Regions from separate parts of the Mus musculus genome. Here region 2 is linked to region 1. The links are chromatin loops, found by intact Hi-C in ENCODE. Cell type or tissue: gastrocnemius. All regions are shown on one strand. Links, peaks and the distances in the headings refer to the core of each region. The heading gives the core; the rest is flanking DNA.

The links. Peaks named below come from ENCODE experiments on the same cell type or tissue, not always from the same donor. Only the 100,000 strongest peaks of a DNase experiment are listed, where the experiment ranks them.
Region 2: it touches region 1 in a loop (2.2-fold over the local background); 4 of 42 quality-filtered maps call a loop at or near these places.

What each region holds. Positions count from the first base shown.
Region 1 is chr1:106,058,468-106,069,892 of GRCm38, forward strand. No RefSeq gene overlaps it. Among named protein-coding and RNA genes, the nearest start is that of Zcchc2, 74 kb to the left of the region's middle. In gastrocnemius, for the core only: no CTCF peak of the experiment used is centred there; DNase peaks (open chromatin) are centred at 4,967, 5,327, 5,580, 6,073 and 2 more places; H3K27ac peaks cover 244 bases.
Region 2 is chr1:106,813,868-106,825,292 of GRCm38, forward strand. No RefSeq gene overlaps it. Among named protein-coding and RNA genes, the nearest start is that of Vps4b, 23 kb to the left of the region's middle. In gastrocnemius, for the core only: a CTCF peak has its summit at 4,699 (motif pointing left); a DNase peak (open chromatin) is centred at 8,669.

The DNA of each region.
Region 1 (11,425 bases), core at 1,241-9,240:
GCACTTTGGAATTCCAGGGTAGATGGGCTTTATCTTACTCTATCTCCAGGCATTCTAGAGCCATTGTTGAGGTGTGAAGGCTGGAGCCCGGGGTTTTTTTTTCTATTAGTAATTGACTTGCCTGGGCATGCCTGGACTTAGGCCTAGTCTCCCTAACTGCCAATTTGAATCCTGTCATGAAGTCAGACTGTCACATTCCTCTCACCTTCTGTTTCTATTTCGTGGAATACTCTGAAGAGTATTGGTGTTAACTCTTCTTTGAATGTCTGGCCAAATTCTGCAGTAAAAGTATTTAACCTTGGGCATTTTTTGGTTGGGAAACTTTTAGTGACTACTTCTATTTCACTAGGGGTTACAGGTCTGTTTAATTTGTTTATGTGATCTTGATTTAACTTTGGTAAGTGGTACCTAGTGAGAAAAATTATCCATTTCTTTTAGATTTTCCAATTTTATGGAGTACAGGTTTTAAAGATATGTCCTCATGAGTCTCTCAGTTTCCTCAGTATCTGTTGTTATGTTGCCCTTTTCATTTCTGATTTTACTAATTTGGATATTCTCTCTCTGTCTTCTGGTTAGTTTGGATAAGGGTTTGTCTAGCTTGTTGATTTTCTCAAAAACCCACCTCTGTCTCATTGATCCTGAGGGATCCACAGGAGGCATGGACAAGGGCAGCCTACCTGGTCTTCTGGCAGGCATGGCCTGTGGTTGAGCAGGGGGTGTTCTCCTGAGTTGGGGGCTGGGACACAGCAATGAGACAGGAGGGAAGGTGGGGGAAGTGGGGGAGAGGGTTGTAGTCTCTGGGATCCACAGGAGACATGGACAGGGCAGAGAAGAAGCTGCAGCTGGTGTTCTGACTTAGCACTAAAGAGGATCCTGAACCTAGGGTAACAGAGAGAGTGGAGCTTTCTTTTAAATACAGCCAAATGCTAAGCAGTGCTGGGCTAGGCAGCCCTGTCTGTCATTGGCTCACCATCTCTGGGCTAGTCTGCCCTACAAGGTAGTCTAATACATTATCAAAACACTGCAGAATCTCTTCCTGGGGTGTGTGTTGGGGGGGGGGGGGGTAAGTTCCTCTTCCGGTTGGTAACAGGCATCTGCCTTTCCCTTCTTTCCCCCAATCCCCCATAGTGGACTTGGTGAAATTCAAGCTCCTTGGATTCCAATGTTTCAGTTAAGGGACCATGACACAGTTGTCTCTAGAACAATCTCATCCTGCCAGTACAGTCGCAAAGCCACAGCCCTCTGTGACCTGTCTGCCTCAGGCCCCCGCATCTGTTTTCTGTGAGCCCTTGGAAGTCTGCAAGTCTTCCCTGGGGATGGGTTTCTCCTTAGCACATTCTAGGTTTGTGAACTTCTTTCCTGGATAGTGTATCCAAAGCTTCATGCTAAGTCTGCCTCAATCAAAAATTTGAGAAAGATGAGGTTAACTTCCTGATTTCTCTAACAATAATTGTTGCAGAAATCTAATAAGTTTCTTATGTGTTTGTTTCTGGTCAGGAATCCTAGAAGGCGGAAAGATGGCTCAGTAGTTCAGAGTGCTTGCTGTTCTAGAGGATCCAAGTTTGATTCCCAGAGCCTACAGTAGGTGGCTCACAATCTCCAGTAATTCCAGCTCCAAGGGTCAGATGACCTCTTCTGGCATCCACAGGCACTCAGACACACTCTCAAACACATAAATATGAATTAAAAAAACAATCTTTTCTACATGTAGATTCTATACTGCTTTACCTTTTCTCTTGAAAAGTCTGCTCTCTCTGTAGTGATACCTTGGGCTATAGGAAATAGCTGCTGGAGAATGGTTGTTTCTTTGCTTTTCTCTGTCTCTCTGTCTCTGTCTCTGTCTCTGTCTATCTGTCTCTGTCTCTCTCTGTCTTTGTCTCTCTCTCTCTCTCTCTCTTGGTTTTTGATTGTTGGTTGATTTTGTTTGGTTTTAGAGACAGGGTTTCTCTGTGTAGCCCTGGGTGTCCTGGAGCTTGCTCTGTAGACCAGTCTGGTCTTGAAGTCAGAGATCTGCCTTGATGTGTTAGAATGGTGGGTCGAGTCTCAACAGCACACTAGGCCAAGACAGTTCCACGTGGAAGAGGTTTTATTGGAAGGGAGAGACAAGGTAGTGGCAGAAAGAGAAGAGGGGAAGAGAGAGAGAGAGAGAGAGAGAGAGAGGGAGGGGTGATCTCCTTATTTATATGGAGAATGATATAACACAGGTAAAGGTGGGAGATGAGCCAAGTGGATGTTGGGAATATGGTGCCTATTGCTCTTGAGACTGGTCTGCAGGTCTCAGGTCGTGCTGTTGCCTATGTAATGTCATAGATTTGGGAGGTCCTGATGCCAGCATACTTGCCTCTGCCTTCCAAGTGCTAGAACTAAAGATGTGCACCACAATGCCCAGCTAGGTTGTTTATTTTGAAAGATCCTGTATACCACACTGGCCTCAAACCCCTCTGTGGTTGAGTAAACTCCTGATCCTACTAATTGGTGCTGTGGTTACAGGCCTATGCCAGGTAGTTGTAGTGCTGAGGGTCTAATCTCGGGTTCCAAGCATGCTAAGCAAGAACTCTACCAGCTAAGCCAGTCCAGAAACCCTTTTCCTCATCTGATCTTGCTGCCAAGGCTTAACATCAGTGCCCACTTAAGATGCCTTCCTGAACTTCTGAGTCCTTGCCATTCAACATTATTTTTATATCCAACCTTCCTTCTTTTTATATTCAGAGTTAGGGTGGAGGTCAGGGCCTTGCATGGGGTGGGTAAGTGTCCCTGCCACTGACAAGCCTGGGTCCGATCAAAACTCATTTCAATCTTCTTTCTTAGCATCTTAAATACAGAAGCAGGGGACTTTCCCACGCTTGCTAAAGCCACAGCTGTGACTTTCCTCCCGCCTTTTCTTTCTATTTCTGCTTACAGATGGGTTCATCCCACTTGACTTGTTCTTGTAACAGCTGATCAAATATTGCCATGACAACCAAAATACATTGTTCTTTTTTTCTTCTTCTGTCCTTTATGACCATCAGGACTCCACAGCTCAGCAGGCCTATGGTCTACCCCAGGGGTAATCACAGAAAACTGTGTTATCTAGGATTTCCTACCTCATAAAAAGGTTTGTATCTTTTAGGCCTTTGGTGTCAACACCTGCGAACTCTCATCACTGCCTAAGGGCCACAGACTCCTCTAGGGTAACAACAGAAGACCAATCACATCAGTCAATTCCCACTGGGGGAGGGTGGGGGGATAGAAAGAGCACCAAATTGGAAGCCAGGATATGGCCTGACTGTGTGCTGACCAGTTCCTCCTTAGGGCTCCTCAAAGTGCATATTGCTTCCTGCACATAAATAGGTCATCTTGCCTACTAATGAGCCCTGTCTGGGCAGCTCCACAGGCTCTCTTCTGTAGACATCTAACATAAGTCCTAAGATTGATCCAAGATGGATCTGGTGTTTCTGCCCTGCCCCAACTCATATAGAACGGCCCTAGCAGGGATGCCTTAGCTCTTTTCTACTCTCCATGGGAACCAACATCCCCAAATACAAGTGCTTGCTTAGGCCTGTTAACAGAGAAGAAAGGAAGTAGTCTAAGTGAACCAGAGCTCCAAGGACAATTATCTGTCACTATGGCAACAGGCAGTTGTCATCAGTGACTCCATCTTACTTTCCTCTTGTTCTTTCTCATTCTCAAGGTTTTCAGCCTCCTCTGTAGATTCTGGAGCAACTAACAAGAATAGTTATCATTTAGAACCTCTGCTCTGTGTCAAAACCCCAGACCGCACAACCTGAACTCCTGGGAAACTCAGATCTCTTCATGTCACCCTAATACCTACCCTTTCAAACAACTTAAAAAAAACAGAGACCTGAGGCCCCTGGAGGCCTCCCTTCCAGACTAGCATCTGCTGTAAACTCTATGACCGTCCTCTAAAGCACTCTGGTCCTGGGCTTGCTGCACAGAGGGGTTGCCCACAGGGATCGTGAGCAGTTCTAGAAGGTTGCAGGGATCTCTGCAAAGTCTGGTAGCAAACATCCCTTGGGGGAAGCAGAGCCTTGACTGTGGCCCAGCAGAAATGCCCTTTCTCTGCTCACAGGAGCCTGCCACTGTGTTTTAATTTAATGCCACTGAGGTCCAGGCTTCGGTTCCAGCTCTGTTCTTCTCTGTTGCCCTTCTTCCTTTCCCTTCGGCCTCCCCCTTTCAGCTCTGAAACTTAGAAGGTCCCTATATAGAAGCCACAGTAGACACTTTCCTAATCTTTCTGGTAGTAAGAAGACTAGGGAGTGACCAATCACTCCTTGTGCAGTCAGCAGTGTGTCCTGGACCAATATGCTACGAACCCATGACTCTTCTGTTATAAGCACAACAGAAGGCCAATTCCTGGGCAGTGGCTGGAATATTAGACTGCCTGTTCTCACATAGAATATCATAATTTTCTATACCAATTTAGTCAGAATTATTTACTCTAGTTACACCCCTTTCAAAATCAGCATCTTTTGGCGGTCTCCTACATCCCAGGCTGGTCCCGCTAACACTGTAGTCAAGGATGACTTTACCCCTCTTGCCCTTCTTGCCATAGTGCAGGCCACACTTCTAGTCTGTGCAGTATTTACTTAACTGCATTGATCTCAGGGCTTTGTGTGTGCCGGGCAAGCATGATATCAACTGAACGGCATCTTCGGCTCAGAGTGGGCTCAGAGTGGGTATATTAACTTACTTCAGAAGGGAGGTGCAGGCCGGGCATTGGTGGCACACGCCTTTAATCCCGGCACTTGGGAGGCAGAGTTCAAGGCCAACCTGATCTACAGAGTGAGTTCCAGGACAGCCAGGGCTATACAGAGAAACCCTGTCTCAAAAAAAAAAAAAAAAAAAAAAAAAAAAAGGGGTTGGGGGTGCGTTTTAAGGACCCCTTCAGGAACAGCACACTGTCAGGTCATGCTGAGGGCTCTGCACACTGTCAGGTTGTGCCAAGGACTCAGCAGCCTGCTTGGCAGCCACTTTTCCAGAGCAATCAAGAAGGACCTCTTTCTCTGCCCAGCTGAGAGCCCTGCTGCATCCAGACAGGCACACCACAGACTTGCCTGCTCCTTTCACTGTGCTTGGCTATATTCCTTTAAAAAAAATTAGGATTGCATTCATATTTCATCTGTAATAGCTATTTCCAAATATGTCTACATTTGAGGTCCTGGGGGTTATCACTTCTACATAGAAACTTGGAGGGATACAATTTAACTCCTAACAATTCTAACTCAGCTTCTGGAATCAGCTCCCTTTCTCTGGGTGACTGAACAAATCGCTCAGGACTGCCAGAACAAATTGCTACAGGCTCAGTGGCTGAAAACAAGAGAGTCAAGTCCCCTAGTTTTGGAAGCTGGAGGTCCCAGATGAAGGGTCACCTGGAGCAGAGTGCCTTTGGAATCCGTAAGGGAATGTTTCCTATTTTTAGATAAGTCTTACAGAATGTATGGATTACACTTTCAACATGGGGTAGGTGGGGCTAATATTACAATTCAGCACATCCCGGGGACCATCTTGTCTGCTGTCTGGAGCAGGTCACTACTGTTCCAGCCAACTGTTCTAATCAGCTGTCAGGAGGATGTTTCATGGATGAGGTGCTGAGGCTAAATGTGGAGACAGCTTGCTCGCTCAGCAAACACATGGACCTGAGACACTCTGTGGGCATGTCCCCTAGCACACACTTTTAAATATGCTCCCACCTGAGGTGGAAACACGAGGCTGGGAGGCTTTGTTCAAAGGTCCCTTTAGTTCTTGTCCAGACACAGTAGAAAGTAACACTGTGCACACCACTTGCTCAAAATCTTTTATAAAATCTTTCTGCCCACATGGTAAGATCCCTTCTATATTTTTCTCCATTCTACAATCAGACACTAAGTAGTTGTTATCTGATTCTCTACAACTGTAAAGCAAGAACCAGATCTCTGCCTGAGCAGGAAAGACTCCTCCTCCATTTACCCTGGACATTCCAATGATGGCAGGAATAATGCTATTTCTGTCATTGGCTTGTCACCAACTAGTTCTAAACCCCACCCTAGACTCCCATATGCACCGCCACCATTATTACACTTCCTGCCTGTAGGCAACGGTAGAATTTGAAAGTCCTCGTGTGACCTCAGTGTGATTTCTGGAGCTTCCACTGTCTGTCAAGTTGTGGCACATGTCAGCTCACAAGGAGAACAAACTGGCTTTCCAGACCTGTTCAGGTTCATCATTAATTGAAGGATCAATTGTCCCTGCAACCTCTGATTATTGTGACAGAGCCTTTTTGTTAGGCTGTCAACTTTAATGATGATATAGCCTGGACAGTATCTCTGCGGACCGCCCATCACTTCCCACCTCCCTGTATGCTGGCTGAATGCTTTGGCTTCCCTGTGCATCTAGGTTGACACACTCTTTCAAAATATCAGCTCTTATGATTAACAACTGGGCTCCAAAGATCCAAGTCCCAGGTCTTAACTGCCAGCAATACAGGCTGGCCTTCCTGTTGGTAGGGCAGCCTTGAGAGCCTGCCAGCTGTGGGCTTTTCCTCCTTTGATCTGATATTGCTACTGATGCTTGACTGTGGGCTAGCAGGTTTAAGCACAGCCATTTGAGTGGGACAGAATCTTCACACACTATAGACTGTCTTTGTGTTATAGGAAATTTGATGACATTTAAAAATAAATCCGAGCACTTCAGCAATTTGGAAAGGACCGACTCTTACACTTGATAACACACCTTCAACTGAGGGCTCTCTCAGGCTTCACCCTGCTTCCTAACCATGATCCTCAAAACAAACTTCCAGTCAATTTTAGGATCCTCACCTAATAACTAGGCATACAAAGGCAGAACAAATTTAACTGGTTTATTTAGGATGATTAACAGAAACTCTAGTTTGAGGTCCAGCTCAAGTCTAATGTGCATGTGCGTGTGTGTGTGTGTGTGTGTGTGTGTGTGTGTGTGAGTAGGACTCTTGTAAATGCCCAAGAAGGTCACCGTACTTAATCTTCCTGGGGCCCCTGGCTGTTTCATCCTGATCTTGTTAGAAATTCACTTTGCTTTTTTTTTTCTATGCTTATTATGTATTGTTATGATGGAGAGAAGGAGGGAGGGAGGAGGGGGAGGGAGGAAGGGGAGGAGGAAGGAGGAAGAGAGAAGAATAATTTTTAGGTCCTGTCAATCTTTTGTCTTAAACACTTTGCCCAGAGATCAAACTCCTTTATCCCCTTTTCTGTTTTCCTTTGCTGGGAGTTTGTCTAGAAGGGTGTGCTTCCCAGTTGCTGCTCTAAAGACTCTAAAGAGGTCATTTTAGTCCTGGCTTCAGTAGAGAGGATGGACTGGGAGGGGTGGGCAGCCCAGCAATCTCCCTTCCTTCCCTTGGCTTGTTTATGTTTGCATAATCGGTTTTCAGCAGTAATTGTCTCATATATGAAAAGATGAGAGCTTATTTTGACAGCTGGCAGTGTCTTTGATATTAGGAGATGTCGTCTGGAGAAGTGTGAACCGAGAGAGATCGGAAGCAGCTGTTGGGCGGCAGCAGCCTGAGAGTGCAGCTGTGGGGTCTGAGAGCCAGGGTGGGGTTTGGGCTGTGGTCGGTTTCTCTGTTTCTGGTTTGTGTTTTTGCCGGAACATCATTAGGCTCCAAGAACCATAACTGTATATTTATAACCAGGAAAAACTGCACTGAAAAACAGGAAGGAGACAGAACAGAGATGTGAGGAGGAAAAAGAAAGACAGGAGAGGTGCTCAAACATGAGGTAACAGAGAAGTGGAAGCCACGAACATGGGAAAGAAAACCAGAAAGAGAAAGACAGATGGGCTAGGAGATGGCTCAGTGGGAGAAGTGCTTGAGTTTGGATCCCTAGCCACATAAAAAGCAACACACATGTGTTTGTAACCCAGGGCTGGGAAGACAGGGACAGGCATGTACTGCCAGTCCAGCTGAGCCACTGAGCTCCAGATTCAATGAGAGACTTTGCCTCAAAAGATCCAGCGGAGAGTGATAGAAGACACCCTATACTAACCTCTGTCCCCCACATGTATAAAATACAAACAAGTACACACACACACAGGCACACACATGAGCACATACACCTATGAACACTACACACATACACATGAACAACAACATACAAACACACAAACACATTCATGGGCATGCACATGCACACACATGCACACACATGAGCAGATACACACATACACATGCACACACGAACACACATAAACATACATGCATACACATGTACACACACACACACACACACACATATGCACACACACGCACACGCACATGCACATGTACACATGAGCACACAAAAAAGAGAAAAATAGAGTGTTTGCCAGAAAGCCCAATTGCCCAAGTCAGACCCTTTCTGAGATTTTGAAATTTTCCTGCTGTCTTTGCCATTCTGAATTGCATAGGCAACCACTGCCGTAAGCACGTGATCTGTGTGACTCCTGTCCTAGCATGCTGCAGACAACAACCCCTATGGTCCCTTTATTCCCGAGGCTAGGCTTTCATTTCATCACCAAAGTGAGAAATGACTGCCTGCTTTGTCATGGCTATTCATGTTTATACTCATAGGAAACGTGACTCTCTGCCAGCTGACCGGAGCTATAGCTGCCCTGGTTCCATGTTCCTACCCTAGCTATAGGCTGTAACTCTGGTTCTCCTCCCCTGTCCTCCACCTTCTTTCCTGTTCAGAGTGTTTCTTGTCAACAGCATCAGCAGCACATCCTAAGCTAAATTGTTTGTTTGTTTGTTTGCTTGCTTGCTTGCTTGTTTGGTTTTTGAGACAAGGCATAGCTATACAGGCCAGAAGAGCCTCACTATGCAGCATAAACTGGTGTGGATTTGAATCAGTATTCTTCCCTTAGCTTCCTAAAGGCTCACAAGCATGTACCACCATGACTGTAGGATTGTGGGTCCTGCATCCACTCTGCCACAGGGCATGACTGGGCCATAGGGAAGCCCCAGGACACCACTCGGAGGTGGTGAAGCACAATCTGAGGTGCAGGACACCCGGAGCTGGTTCCAGGGTCCAGCAGCCTGTGACGAGGCAGGGGCCATCTGGTTCTCAGGCTCTTGGACATCCAGGCCCCCCTGGGAGCTGCAAAAGAGCTGAGAATGGAGTGGGAGCCTGTGGGGTGGATCTAGCCTGGGGCCGGGGAGGAAAAAGGGAGAGCTCTGGCTAGTTTCATGGGGAGCATCCTTGGCTTGACAGACAGCGGCAGGCTTGGTGGCGATCATGGCTGGGAGCACAGAGAGGCCTTCTGCAGGAGTCTAGATGGCAGCTCTATAGGTGCAGGCCTTCTCTATGGCTCCCCACAGCTGATCTCAATGAAAAGAGACAGTCTGTGGTTCCAAACCATTTATTGCCATGGTGGAAAGCATATGTGTAAAACCTTACCCCCACTTCTCAAAGTGGGCCTGAGATTAAATAATCTTTTGCAGGCAGGAATGTCTCAGAATAGAAGTTTATTGGCTACACCCTCCAGGCCTCTAGGTACCTCGTTAGCATAGAGACCTCTGTCTTGAGCCTACATGACCTGTGGTTACATCTTGGTCTGAGGTGTTAGGGATGCCTCATCTATATGTGTGTGGAAGGGCTTGAGGCATTGCCCTTACGTGGCTGATGGCCACAAATCTATGGGAAATTGTGTCTACATGACAAGGGCCTGGTGCTGGGAGCTGGCAAAGCTCCTACTGTCCCCTCAGGGTCTCTAGGGCTTCAAAGCCTTTAGCTCAACCGAGGACCAGGCTACCTTTCAGGGTCCTCGCCCAGCCAGGAAGCCCAGTTCTAACCTTGAAAACACCAGGAGGGCTCTGTGGGAGAGTCAGACCCTTGTACTTTTCTTTCAGCAGTGGAACCCCAAGTTCTCTTCTTCCTCCACACCAACATTGAGAGAAACCCTTGGGACACCTGGAAACAGACACAGACCTGGGGAACGAGGTTGTCTGCCTCTTTGTTTTGAGATTTAGTCTCCCAATGTAAAACTGCTTGCTCAAAGGATTCCTTTTCTAAGAGACAAACCTATTTTTAGTATGGCTATGAACATGTAAGTAGCCACTTTCTTTCAGCCCGATACATACTTTCTTTTGTCTCCAGTTTCATAGGTAATTACTGTAAAGAAGAGTGTGTATGGTATGTGGTGTGTGTGTGTGTGTGTACACTGGAGTTTGAGCCCATGCGTGCTAAGTATGTATTTTACCTCTAAACTAGCCCCAGTCCTTAAAGAACTGTTTTACATTTGTATTTAAATCTGTGCTTCTGGGCTAGCACTGTGGTTCAGTGGGTAAGGGCAACCTGAGTTTGAGCCTACATGATGGAAGATGAAAACTAGCCCCTGCTAGTTGTCCTCTGACTTCTACCTGTGCATCATACCCTATACACATGTCTAAGAGACAAACCTACTTTTAGTATGGCTATGAACATGTAAGTAGCCACTTTCTTTCAGCCCGATACATACTTTCTTTTGTCTCCAGCTTCATAGGTAATTACTGTAAAGAAGAGTGTGAATGGTATGTGGTGAGTGTGTTACCCTCTGTCTTAGGGTAACTATTGCTGAGAAGAAACACCATGATCAAAAGGGCTCGTTTGGCTTCTGGAGAGGAAAGGGTTTATTTGACTTCCCCTTTACTATCCCTAGTCTATTGCTAAAGGGAATCAGGGCAGAAACTCAAGTAGGGCAGGGTCCTGGAGACAGGAGCGGATGCAGAGGGTGCTGCTCACTGGCTTGTTCCCTGTGGTTTGCTCAGCCTGCTTTCTTCCAGAACCCAGGACCAGCATCTCAGGGGTGGTCCCAGCCACACTGGGCTGGGCCCTCAAATGTCAATCACTCATTAAGAAAACGCTCTAGAAGTCCAATCTCATGGAGGCATTTTCTCAGTTGGAGTTCCTTCCTCTCAGATGACTAGTCTAGCCTGTATGAAGTTGACATAAAGTTCGCCATTTTAAAGAGCAAACAGTGCTGAATGTCACCTATCTTGGGTGTATTGAGGTGTGACCTCATAAGCCTTCCCCCTGGGATGTCACATAACCAACGACACACACCTCCTTAAGGAGCTTGTCTTACTCTGTCCCCTGTGCCAAGGGTGGCGTGTCCATTTCTGACATCTGCTAAAATTGCAAACATGTGGCCCAGTTGTCTCCATAAAGTGCACCCATTCTTTGGAAGCTGTGTATCGCCAAAGTGTGGTCACTATTGTTATAGCACATTGGTCTCAAGCATAACAGATGCACGATTGTTAGGAGAAACGGCTACATCTTGTTCATCGTTCCACAGCACACAATCTTCCTGCTGCCTACACCATCCTGTAATTACAAAATCATTTCTGCTTGCTTGTTGCTACCAAAAGTTGCCTGGCTGTAAAGCACACACCCTAGATAGCACTCATCACTTTTGGCTCTTCCAAGCTGTGTGTGTGGAAATGGATTCCAAAAATAAATTT
Region 2 (11,425 bases), core at 1,198-9,197, 760 kb after region 1:
ACATGGAAAACAATAGAGAAGTCACCTGGTATTGACTTCTGGTCTCTATATCATGATCCCATGCTCCTGTTCATTCACATGTAACACACACAGACACACACACACACACAGACACACACACAGACACACACACACAGACACTCACACACACACAGAGACATACACACACAGACAGACACACACACACAGACACACACACACACACACACAGACACACATACACACACAGACACACACAGACACACAGACACACACAGACATACACAAAGACACACACACACACACACACACACACACACACACACACAGGCTTCTAGAGTTAACCACAAACTTTTTCTATATATTACTCTGACAAGGCATCCATAGTTATTAAACACACAGCCAGGCCACATTATTCACAAAGGCATAAAAGCACAGCAGTGCTCAGTTCTCATGTTTGTGGGCCTATCTTTTAAATGGTGGGGCTTTTTAGAAGCAAAAGGTTCAAGTTGCCTCTTAAAGGAGAAAGTATACTATCCCTACTAAGGGAAGAACTACCCCAGCACAAAGCAGTTTTTCTGTGCCAGGAACAAGTAAGAAACACTAGAAAATGGATATCATAAGAGCTCCCAAAATGGCAGATCTAGGTCAAGAGATATACTTTGGAGGGGCATGGAGACATTAGCTTATTCATAAGCCAGATCTCTTCAAAGACCACAGAGTGTAAAGTATCATGTAATTGATCCAAGCAGCCAACATGTCAATCAAGAGATGTATACTGGGTTGATTATTACGTGAGAGCCATGTAACCCTCCAAGCTCCTTCTAAATTTCTCAAACAAAAAAGAGGGGCATTGTACACAGATCATGTAACCCATGGGCATTATAATACAATTACATCTTAGAAATAATGGTGATGTGATTTTATATGCTATGCCTGCTCACTGTGGAGTGGAGGACATGGCTATCTCTAGGCTTAGAATTCTCAAGTTCTAGGTTTGAATCCAGACTTCAGTTAGACAGCTCAAAGCCTTTCTTAGAGCATTAGAAGGGGTCTGCTTGGAAGGACACACCACCTCGAAACTCAGCTGCAATGTGAAAACTCAGTTTTCTTTTGGCCTCAGCAAGAGCAGAATCTTCCCTCCTGTTGAGAAGGCAGCTCAGGATTTGGTTCCTCTGAGTAGCCAGCCCATCCCTGCACGAGTCACTGGACCACTGCTCACTCTTGTCACACACTATTGCACAATGCTGGCTTCTTTCAATAGGAATGGGTTACGAACTCTGAGAACAGGACTAGTGCGTGGATATGGAGGTTTTAGGGAAAGTGATAAGACAAGATTCTTAGAAAGGTTCACCCACTTGCAAGTGTCAACAGGAAATTCTAGTTCCCAAACCAGCGAGTGAACTGTGCTTGATGAGGGGTAAATCACTTAGCTAGAAGTCAGCCCCAGAAGCAAACCCCGCTGGCAAAATATGGAAGCTTTACAATTTTCAGAGAATTGTGCTGTTAACTGGGAGACCAAGAGATGGCACACACATGCGTGCTATTCTGTTTTACTAAAAGAAAGAGGAAACATCCAACAGAATCCACAGTGCGGTAAAAATGCAGAAGCCCAGAGCATTAAGACCCTGCTCTGCAGGGATCACGATGACAAAGAGGAACCTAAACTATGACAGAAGAAAGTCCTGAGCTGAAGAAGCCCCATTCAGTCAGCAGCATAGCTCTAGCTCAGAGCCTGTGGGAACTGACCTAAAGACCCGTGGGACCCATGGGTGTTACATGTCGGAAATAACTGCAAGGTCTAACTGCAATACACCACAAAGGCATCGTTCCATGTACCTGAGTAAAATAAAGCTTGTCTTAGTCAGGGTTTCTATTCCTGCACAAACATCATGACCAAGAAGCAAGTTGGGGAGGAAAGGGTTTATTCGGCTTACACTTCCATACTGCTGTTCATCACCAAGGAAGTCAGGACTGGAACTCAAGCAGGTCAGGAAGCAGGAGCTGATGCAGAGGCCATGGAGGGATGTTCATTACTGGCTTGCTTCCCCTGGCTTGCTCAGCCTGCTCTCTTATAGACCCAAGACTACCAGCCCAGAGATGGTCCCACCCACAGGGGCCTTTCCCCCTTGATCACTAATTGAGAAAATGCCTTACAGTTGTATCTCATGGAGGCATTTCCTCAACTGAAGCTCCTTTCTCTGTGATAACTCCAGATGGGTCAAGTTGACACAAAACTAGCCAGTACAAAGCTCTTCCAACAGAGGCCAGGAGTAAGTCTCCCTAAACTTTTATGCTCAACAGTCTCTATCAGAGAAGGTTCTATGCTGTGGTAGACACACTGATGTGCTGGTTCTCAGCCTGTGGGTCCCGACCCCCCAGGGGTTCTCATAGCAGGCAGCATGCATATCAGAATTTTACATGACGATCCGTAGCAGTAGGAACATTACAGTTACGAAGCACTAATGAAATGATATGATGGGTGGGGGTCCCCACAACCAGAGGGACGGTATTAAAGGGTCACAACATTAGGAAGGTTGAGAATCACTGCCCTAGGCCCATAGCTGTAAAGTTGTTTTCATTTTTCTGTTAGGAACAAAATGCTATTTCTTGCTATTAAGTGTTTCAAAGAGGTAAAAGTAATGGTGGAACGTCCCCACCCCCATTCACTGAGCATCCATTACAGCCACAAACCCAACCAACTGCCTCTCATCTTTGCAGCAACCTTATAAAGCAGGAATCACTGATCTTGTTTTAAGATAAGAGTAAATTTGAAAGCACTGAAGTGAGACTGTCCTTGGGTCTCACTTCGAAATCACCAAGACTTTCATTCCTATTCTGTTCCCCAGGAGTCAAGCATAAACGCCAAAACACATCTCCACCATGCACAATGGTCTCGAGTACCGTAATTACGTTTGGCTTTGAGGGACCGATTTAAAATACCAAGCCATTTTAGAGATAGGTAGCGTGGTAAGGAAAACATAGACACGAGAGGCTAAACAACAGCCGGGTGTGGTGGGATGGGATGCATCTGTAGTTTCAGAGGCTCTCATGAGCCCTGGGGCTCAGGGACTCAGCTCGCGGAGTGCAGGTGCAGGGCGTGTGCAGATTCTCCCTGAAGACCTTTCAAGGATGTTAGTGTTGCTTTTGTTTTGTCCCCCTTCACTCAGTTCAGAAGTTCATCTCTGCTGGGAACACCCTTGCTAAGGTTCACAGGGAGAAGAAAAGCCAGAGTGGTGCGCTGGACAGTGAGTGTGAGAATAGAGGTCCGTGCTCGGTCTGTTTTCCTCCACAATAGCAGAAGCTGCTGTGCGCAGCAGGCAGGAGTACAAGAAGCCACTGGGAGCAGCTTGTCATGAGTGTGAGACCCATCTCTCCGTCCGCTCCATGCAGACTTGCATCTGGCATAGAGGGTGGGGCCGTACTCATCTCTGTTGCTTTATCGATCCTAGAAGAACTCACTTGTGCATGTGGAGATAAATGAAGTTGTAGTGGCTTTGTAAGTTTCCTAACGCTGTTATTTTGAAATAGGTCTGTGATTGGTTGAAAATAACTTAAAATAACTTTTATTTTCCTTTTGTGTGTGTGTGTGTGTGTTCTGCTTCCATGTTATGTCTGCATTACAAGCAAGCAGTGCCTACAGATGGCCGAGGACTGTGGCAGATCCCTGAAGCTGGACTTAAAGACTGTGAGCCATATGTGGGTGCTGAGAATTAAACTCTGGTTATCTGGAAGAGCAGCCGGTGCTCTTAATCACTGAGCCATCTCTGCAGACTCAAAAGAACTGATAGATAGATGGATAGATAGATAGATAGATAGATAGATACTTGGTCAAGTGCACTAATGCTTAAAAGAGAAGTGTCATGAATGCTTGATTTCTGCTTTTCTAAACTTCCCTTCCTTAGTCAAGGGGACAAACAGTTCAGTATCCCAGGACTGCTGCAAACGGAAGAGACATTCTCTTAGAGCCCTGGAGGGTGGAAGTCTGCTGTCAAGACATCAACTTGGCCAAACACTCTCTGAGGGCACATAACCTCTTCTCTATCCCGATGCCCACCCACAACCCCTGATATATCTGACTCTCTCACCACCATACCCCATGAGGGAGTCTCTGTGCCAAGTCCCCCCAGTTTGTTATAAGAACAGCAGGGCAAGAACTCTAAGTAATAACAAGTTATCAAAGGAAACAAATCTATGACCTAAATATTTCAAGACGGTTCCCAAAAGAACCAGAATCTGGGAACAATTAACTTCATAACAGTAACTGCTATTGAGACCATTAACTATATTAGGGCATTAAATATTGACTACCAAGTCTTCCCTTGTTATAAATATTTTATACAAATGACAGGGTGAAGCTCCTTTATAAATAATAGCAACAGGAAAATTTGTAATTTTATTCATTAGTGTCTGCAGATCAGAAGGAGGCGCCCAAATTATTTTTAAAAATTATTGTTCAAAAAATATTACAGAAAAAAGTAAAATCTCTTAAATATTGATTTTCACTCTCATGACTTACAAGCTTATGAAAAGTTTCCCAACATTGGGTTCATCTATAAGCTTTAGAGAAATGCATTCTCTCATTCACCACGAACTACCTTCATTTTCTCAGTTTCGCTCACTTATCTGTCAATGAACAATCTCAAATTGGTTCAAAACAGAATTCATAGTCCAAACAGTGCCAATTGGCTGCTTTCAGTTTCAGACAAGTGTGGTACTCGTGACATCTACTGGCGACATTTAGAAACTACAACTTTATTTTCTTTCTTTCTTTTTTTTTTTTAAAGATTATTTATTTATTATATGTGTATACACTCTAGCTGTCTTCAGATACTCCAGAAGAGGGCATCAGATTTTTGTTATGGATGGTTGTGAGCCACCATGTGGTTGCTGGGATTTGAACTCAGGACCTTTGGAAGAGCAGTCAGTGCTCTTAACCGCTGAGCCATCTCACCAGCCCCAAAACTACAACTTTCTATTAAGTTGTGGTTCCTTGAAAATTGTCGAGGTATAGTGGAATATGCCTTTAACGCCATCATTTAGCATGTAGAGGCAGGTGGATCTCCAAGTTTGAGTCCAGCCTGATCTGCAAAATAAGGTCTAGGACACCCAGAGCCACACAGAGGAACACTATCTCAAAAAACCAAAAGGGAAAGAAAAATAAAAAAATTGTCAGAGTTAGTAATAGCAGGGCAGAAATTCAAGGTGGAAAACAAGCTGGGAAGTCTTGCCCATAGCACTTTGGGTGGTATTAGAAACTGAGCAACATTGTTCCATAGACAAAAGCATGAACAATGAGCATAATTTAAAACTAAAAATTTTCTAAAGGCCACATATTTTTTATTATTTATTTATTTTTTTTTTTGATTTTTCGAGACAGGGTTTTTCTGTACAGCCCTGGCTGTCCTGGAACTCACTTTGTAGACCAGGCTGGCCTCGAACTCAGAAATCCGCCTGTCTCTGCCTCCCGAGTGCTGGGATTAAAGGCATGAGCCACCATGCCTGGAAAGACCACATATTTTTAAAAAGTAAAACCAAGCAGCTGGTAGTGTAGCTCAGAGGTAGGACTTTTGCAGAGCATTTGTAAGGCTCTTGGTTGCATCCCAGCACTGCCAAAAGAACAAACCAAGTGAGACAAACTAATTCCAATGATATTCACCCAATTTCACCTAATGTTACCAGAGCATTATCGTCCCAACATTGTGTCACAATAAGAAGAGAGAAGTTATTTACACTCTTAGGCTGTAGAGACTTCTCCACATGGCCCATCTCAGTGAAGACTAGCCACATCCAGGTGGTCAGTAGTCCCTGGGGCTAGCAGCCACCATATTGGACAGTGTAGAACTTAGCATAGCAAGGGCAGGGTGCAAGGCATACCCCATTCATAGGTTTACAACTTACCATCCACATTTCACATTGGTCCAAAGTCAAGCTAGAAATGGCCCACCATCCATTGATACACTGGCTTCCGAGAACCTAAAGTTTGATGTATCATTGTTGGTGGAGCGAGAGTTCAATCATGGATCTGGAAGGTGTGTGACGTTACCTACTCAGAGTCTTAAGCAGTCAAGCTTCTGTTTTCTCTTGTTTTTATGATGCTTGGACTACTACACAGTGCCTCCTGCATTCTGCAGAGGAGCTCTGTTGCTGAGCTACATCCCAGACATTCACGTTCTGGGCCAGTCATTGCATTTGTGGAAACTGAAGCATGTGATCACGAGTAAAACCATGGCTTTGGGAATCAGGTACCTGTCTGCTGGATGGGCCTACATTTCTCTTTCCAAAGCCTCCCCATGGTTGCAGCCAGCAGCCACAGCCTTTGCATAAATGAAATAAAGTATATAGTGGATTAAAATAAATATAATGAAGCTAGTTATGTTTCTTATTGATCTTGAAGATCTTTTTCTCTCAAGGCCTTTTGTTGAGTCTAATTAAAAGAAACTGTAGGAATTATTTTTGTCTACTAACCCGGACGTAGACTTTAACTAAGTTGGAAGTTACACATGCAGGAGACTTCCAGCTATGGTTGTTCAATATGCTCTTGTCATATTTGGAAAAGTAGTTGCACGCATCCACCTGTAAAAGGGCTTCTTTTTTAACAGTATGCCATCCACATAGAATGAATATCGTACCACTTCCGAAGACTTATTTGACTTATAATGTGTGGGCACAGAGACCCGAGGCTCCTTCTGGAGTTGAGCTGGTGTTATAGGTAAACTGCTCACACTCTCCCTTCCCCTACCCTACTCCTCCCTTCATGACATCCCTCAACCCATGGAGATGCTGAAACTTGGGTCTTCTGTTAGAGAAGCACACACTCTTAAATGTTGAGCCATCTCTTCAGCCTTGCCACCTTCAAAGTAAAGCTTTTAGGTAATTGCTTTTGGCTTTTCCTAGTCTTCTCAGGGTCGCCTGAGTTGTGTGGCTTCCTTCTCTCTACCTCTCCTCTTCTCTGAGTGTCTTTCATCACATTTGACCAGTTGCCATAGAACTTTCATGTGTCCAAATGACATGCTCTGTTTCTGCCTGTGGGTAATTAAATTCCAGCCATCACTTACTTCAGCAGTCCTCAACCTGTGGGTAGTAATATCCGCATATCAGATATTTACATTAGAATTCATAACAGTAGCAGAATTGCAGTTATGAAGTAGCTACAAAAATAATTTTATGGTTGGGGGTTACCACAATATGAGGAACTATATTACAGGTCACAGCATGAGCAAGGTTGAGAACTGCTGAGCTACTCACTGTTCATTCTGGATGGGAAGGATTTGGCTATTTTCCTTCCCAGCCTGCCTCTTCCACGTTCTCACCCTTCCTCCTGTCCCGCAGGCCTGCTCCTTCCATGTGCTTACACAAATGCATGCATCTTCTGGTCCTACTACTCTCCTATGATAAACTGCAACCATCTGCTTTCTTGGTTTATGACTGGACTGATGAGTGCTAAAAGAACTATAAATTAGGTGAGATAGGCAAGGAGTTAAAGGAATTATACATTAGGGAGTTTGTAGGTGCCTTTTCAAGCAAGCCACAGAATGCCAATAGCCAGTAAAGCTACTCTACCAAATTTCATCATAGACTTTCATGCCAGGTTACCATCGCTCCACACTTACGAGGGTAACTTTTATTTTATTTATTTTTTTAGAATTTCATACAAGAATGCCATATTTATATAATTTCCACACCTCCCTTCTCTCTTCTATTCCCCACCCCCTTTAAAGTTCATGACCTCTTCCTCAATTATTGTTTTACACACACATACAGACAGTCCATTCTGAGTGTTCACAGAGAGCTAGAGCTGCTCAGAATGAAGACGGGAGCATGGGGGAGAGGAACGGTCAGGGCCAGGGTATTGCATCTAGAATGCTTGGGAGGCAGAACTGGAAGGCACAGGAGCTGAACCCAGCTGGGAGATGGAGGATTCAGGGCAAAACAAGACTTACCTTCTGTCCTGTGGATGGTTTGTATTGCAAGCCTAAAATGATTTCTATTCTTTTTTTTCCCATGTATTCAATTAAGGGAATTGAGGTTGAAAACCTGCGTGGTTACAATTATTTGCTTTCATTATTGAGTAGTAAATGTTCTTTCAACTTTGAATAAATGCCTAGACACTCGACAATACAATAAAAACACACAGTACCTTACAGGAACTTCACTCTCCCCCAGTTCCCAGTCTTGATTGTCTGTTGGGCCAACCTGAGTAATTTCTCTGAAAGTGCTGTCAGAATGAGATAGCAATTATGTCACTCATTGGCAATAAACAGCTAGGGAGCCATCACCGAGAGGAAGTTTAAAAGAGTCTCCTGGGAATTACGTTGTTCTGCTTTAGTTCTGTGAGATGTAAATGGATCTCTAAAAATGTGTGCTTATGTGCTTTTTCTCTCTTATTGCAACATAAAATGTATCCCTGAGGTAAGGCCCATGCCATGATGACAGATTCAAGTATTCACAATTTATTCCTCAGGGTTAGGATTCAGTAACTTAGAGTGGCCAAGGACCTGAAATATCAACTATTTTTAAGTGTCCCATAATTCTTCCCCTTTTTTTCCCCAAAGTATGAGTCTCTCAAGATTTACCAAAGATAGAGTGTGGGCGCTGTGTAACAGAGAGGCATTCATTCTTGGAGACTGGCCTACTGAGATGCTCATGTAGGGGCCTGTTAGGGTTGCCATTTTGGAAACAAACTCTACTTGGAACTATGCCCAGTCCCTGGGCAGAGAACCTGTCCAATTCCATTTGCATTACGCAGCCAAATGTCTTGTCTGGTGAGGAAATCAATGAACTTCTTAGATATTTATGGGGCTAGGTTTGACTGGGTAAAGAGGAACGACAGCCTAGAAAAAGAGGTGCAAACCCTCACTGGTATTTATTAGGAAAAAACACCTTTTGGTAATGTAAAAATTCTAAATTATGGAATATTTCAATGATATTTAAAAATGATTATATATAGCAAACTAAAATTCCTATGATTATTCATCAACTAAATGAGAAGACATATTTTCTTACCCCCATATTAAAATACATATAAATAAAAAATGATTTGAACTCCCTTTTAAAAAGATTTATTTTTATTTATGTGTATATGTTTGTGTTTGTGTGTAGGTATGTACACTGTAGGTGTTCATGGCAGCCAGAAGACTGTGTCAGATCCCTTGGAGCTGGAGTTACAGGTGATTGGATGCTTCTTACTGTGGGTGCTGGTAACCAAACTGAGGTTGTCTAGGAGAGCAGTAATCACTCCTGGCCCTGAAGTCCTCTCTCCAGACCATATTTTCTATTCTAAGCAAATATAAATCAGTACTATGGATGTGTGAAAATAAATTTCAAAATAGTGACTACAGTGGTTTGAAAAGGCTTGGCTCATAGGAAGTGGCACTGTTGGGAGGTATGGTCTTGTTGGAGGTAGTGTCATTATCAGGGTAGGCTTTGAGATCCTCCTAGCTGACAGTCTTCTAGATGTAGAACTCTTAGCTCCTTTTCCACTGCCATGCCTGCCTGGATGCTCCCATGATTTTGCCTTGATGATAATGGACTGAACCTCTGAACCTATAAGCTATCCCCAATGAAATGTTTTCCTTTATAAGAGTTGCCTTGGTCATGGTGTCTGTTCACAGCAATGGGCAGCCTAACTAAGACAGCTATGTTGAAATCAATGAAGACCTGTGGCCTATTAATAATGTGATTATGGAGTGCTGGAGAGATGACTCAGCGGTTAAGAGCACTGACTGCTCTTCCCAAGGTCCTGAGTTCAAATCCCAGCAACCACATGTTGGCTCACGATCACCCGTAATGAGATCTGATGCCCTTTTCTGGTGTGTTTGAAGAGAGCTACAATGTACTTAAAATAAAAATAAGCCTTAAAAAAATTATGTGATTGTGGCTTCAACTGTACAGTGAGAGTTGCTGCCCTAATGTTTCTGAAAGGGCATTTGAGAGTTCATTTATCTGCAGGGAACTGTGAATTCAAGGAGCTTCACTATGTACTCTATTGATGATATACTCGACAATAGTAACTGACTGATAGGCAGGACCAGAACCAGACCAGTGAAAAACAAGCTGTGAAGTCTTTCTGCTTGGATCTGGAAGATGGCAGTCTGTGATTTCTGATAATGAGTGCTGTGACGTGTGATCGAGGGTGATGGTGCGGGATGCACACCCTCTTTGAAAAAGTGGCTAATGACCTATTATTGTGATGAGTTTTATTTTTTATTTTTATTTTTTATTATTAGGTATTTTCCTCGTTTACATTTTCAATGCTATCCCAAAGGTCCCCCATACCCACCCGCCCCAATCCCCTACCCACCCACTCCCCCTTTTTGGCCCTGGCGTTCCCCTGTACTGGGGCATATAAAGTTTGCAAGTCCAATGGGCCTCTCTTTGCAGTGATGGCCGACTAGGCCATCTTTTGATACATATGCAGCTAGAGTCAAGAGCTCAGGGGTACTGGTTAGTTCATAATGTTGTTCCACCTATAGGGTTGCAGATCCCTTTAGCTCCTTGAGTACTTTCTCTAGCTCCTCCATTGGGGGCCCTGTGATCCATCCAATAGCTGACTGTGAGCATCCACTTCTGTGTTTGCTAGGCCCCGGCATAGTCTGTGATGAGTTTTATGATCAGGTTGGTCCCAGCTTGGTGGAGGAGAACATCTGTGTGATGATTTCTGTGCCCCATTTCACCTCTATTCTTTTTTAAGATACTTTTTGGCTTTTCGAAGATTATCTGTTCTTAACCTCACTGGTTTCTTCACTATTCATTTCTTCTGAATCTCTTTGTAGAGATTGATACGTTCGTTACTCGTTGGCACAGGTTTCTTCTCTCATAGGTCCTCTCAGCAAGCACAACAAGAAATATATGTATGTACACATTTTAATTTGTGGATATCCCCATATCAACCAAGCTATTGAAAACCTGCAATGCAGTACCATGGAGAGAATCCTACTGCTTCTATAAAGATTGTCATGAGCCATGCTGTGTTATCTACGGTGTGCTGTGAAGATTGATCCTATAAAGTATGCCCTCTGTTGCTGAGCATCCCAAGTTACTTTTCATCAAACCTCATGTGGGATGTTGAAGGTGAGAAGATGCGATTGATTGTGTTAAGGGCCCTGTTACTGTGCTTTGGACAGTGTCAACGCACCGTTCCCTTATCTCTCCTCCTTCCACTCTTCCTTTCTTCAAGTTGCATTAACTTTGGGAAGGCTGCTACTTGGTGGAGATGGAGGAGGAGGCATCATCATTATGACTGAGGAAACATCTCCAGAAATCAGAGAGAGGCTTCTGTTTATGCTTTAGGGGATGGAGAACACTCACATTGAAGCTGTTTCCTGTGACAAGCGCTTCTATGGTCCATATGTCTTTAGGAGAAAGGCCTTAATAGTTTCTCATGGGAAGTTGGGTTGCTGTCTGTGTTGGGCAGAGGGTCTGGAGAAAGGAAGGACTGTTTAGT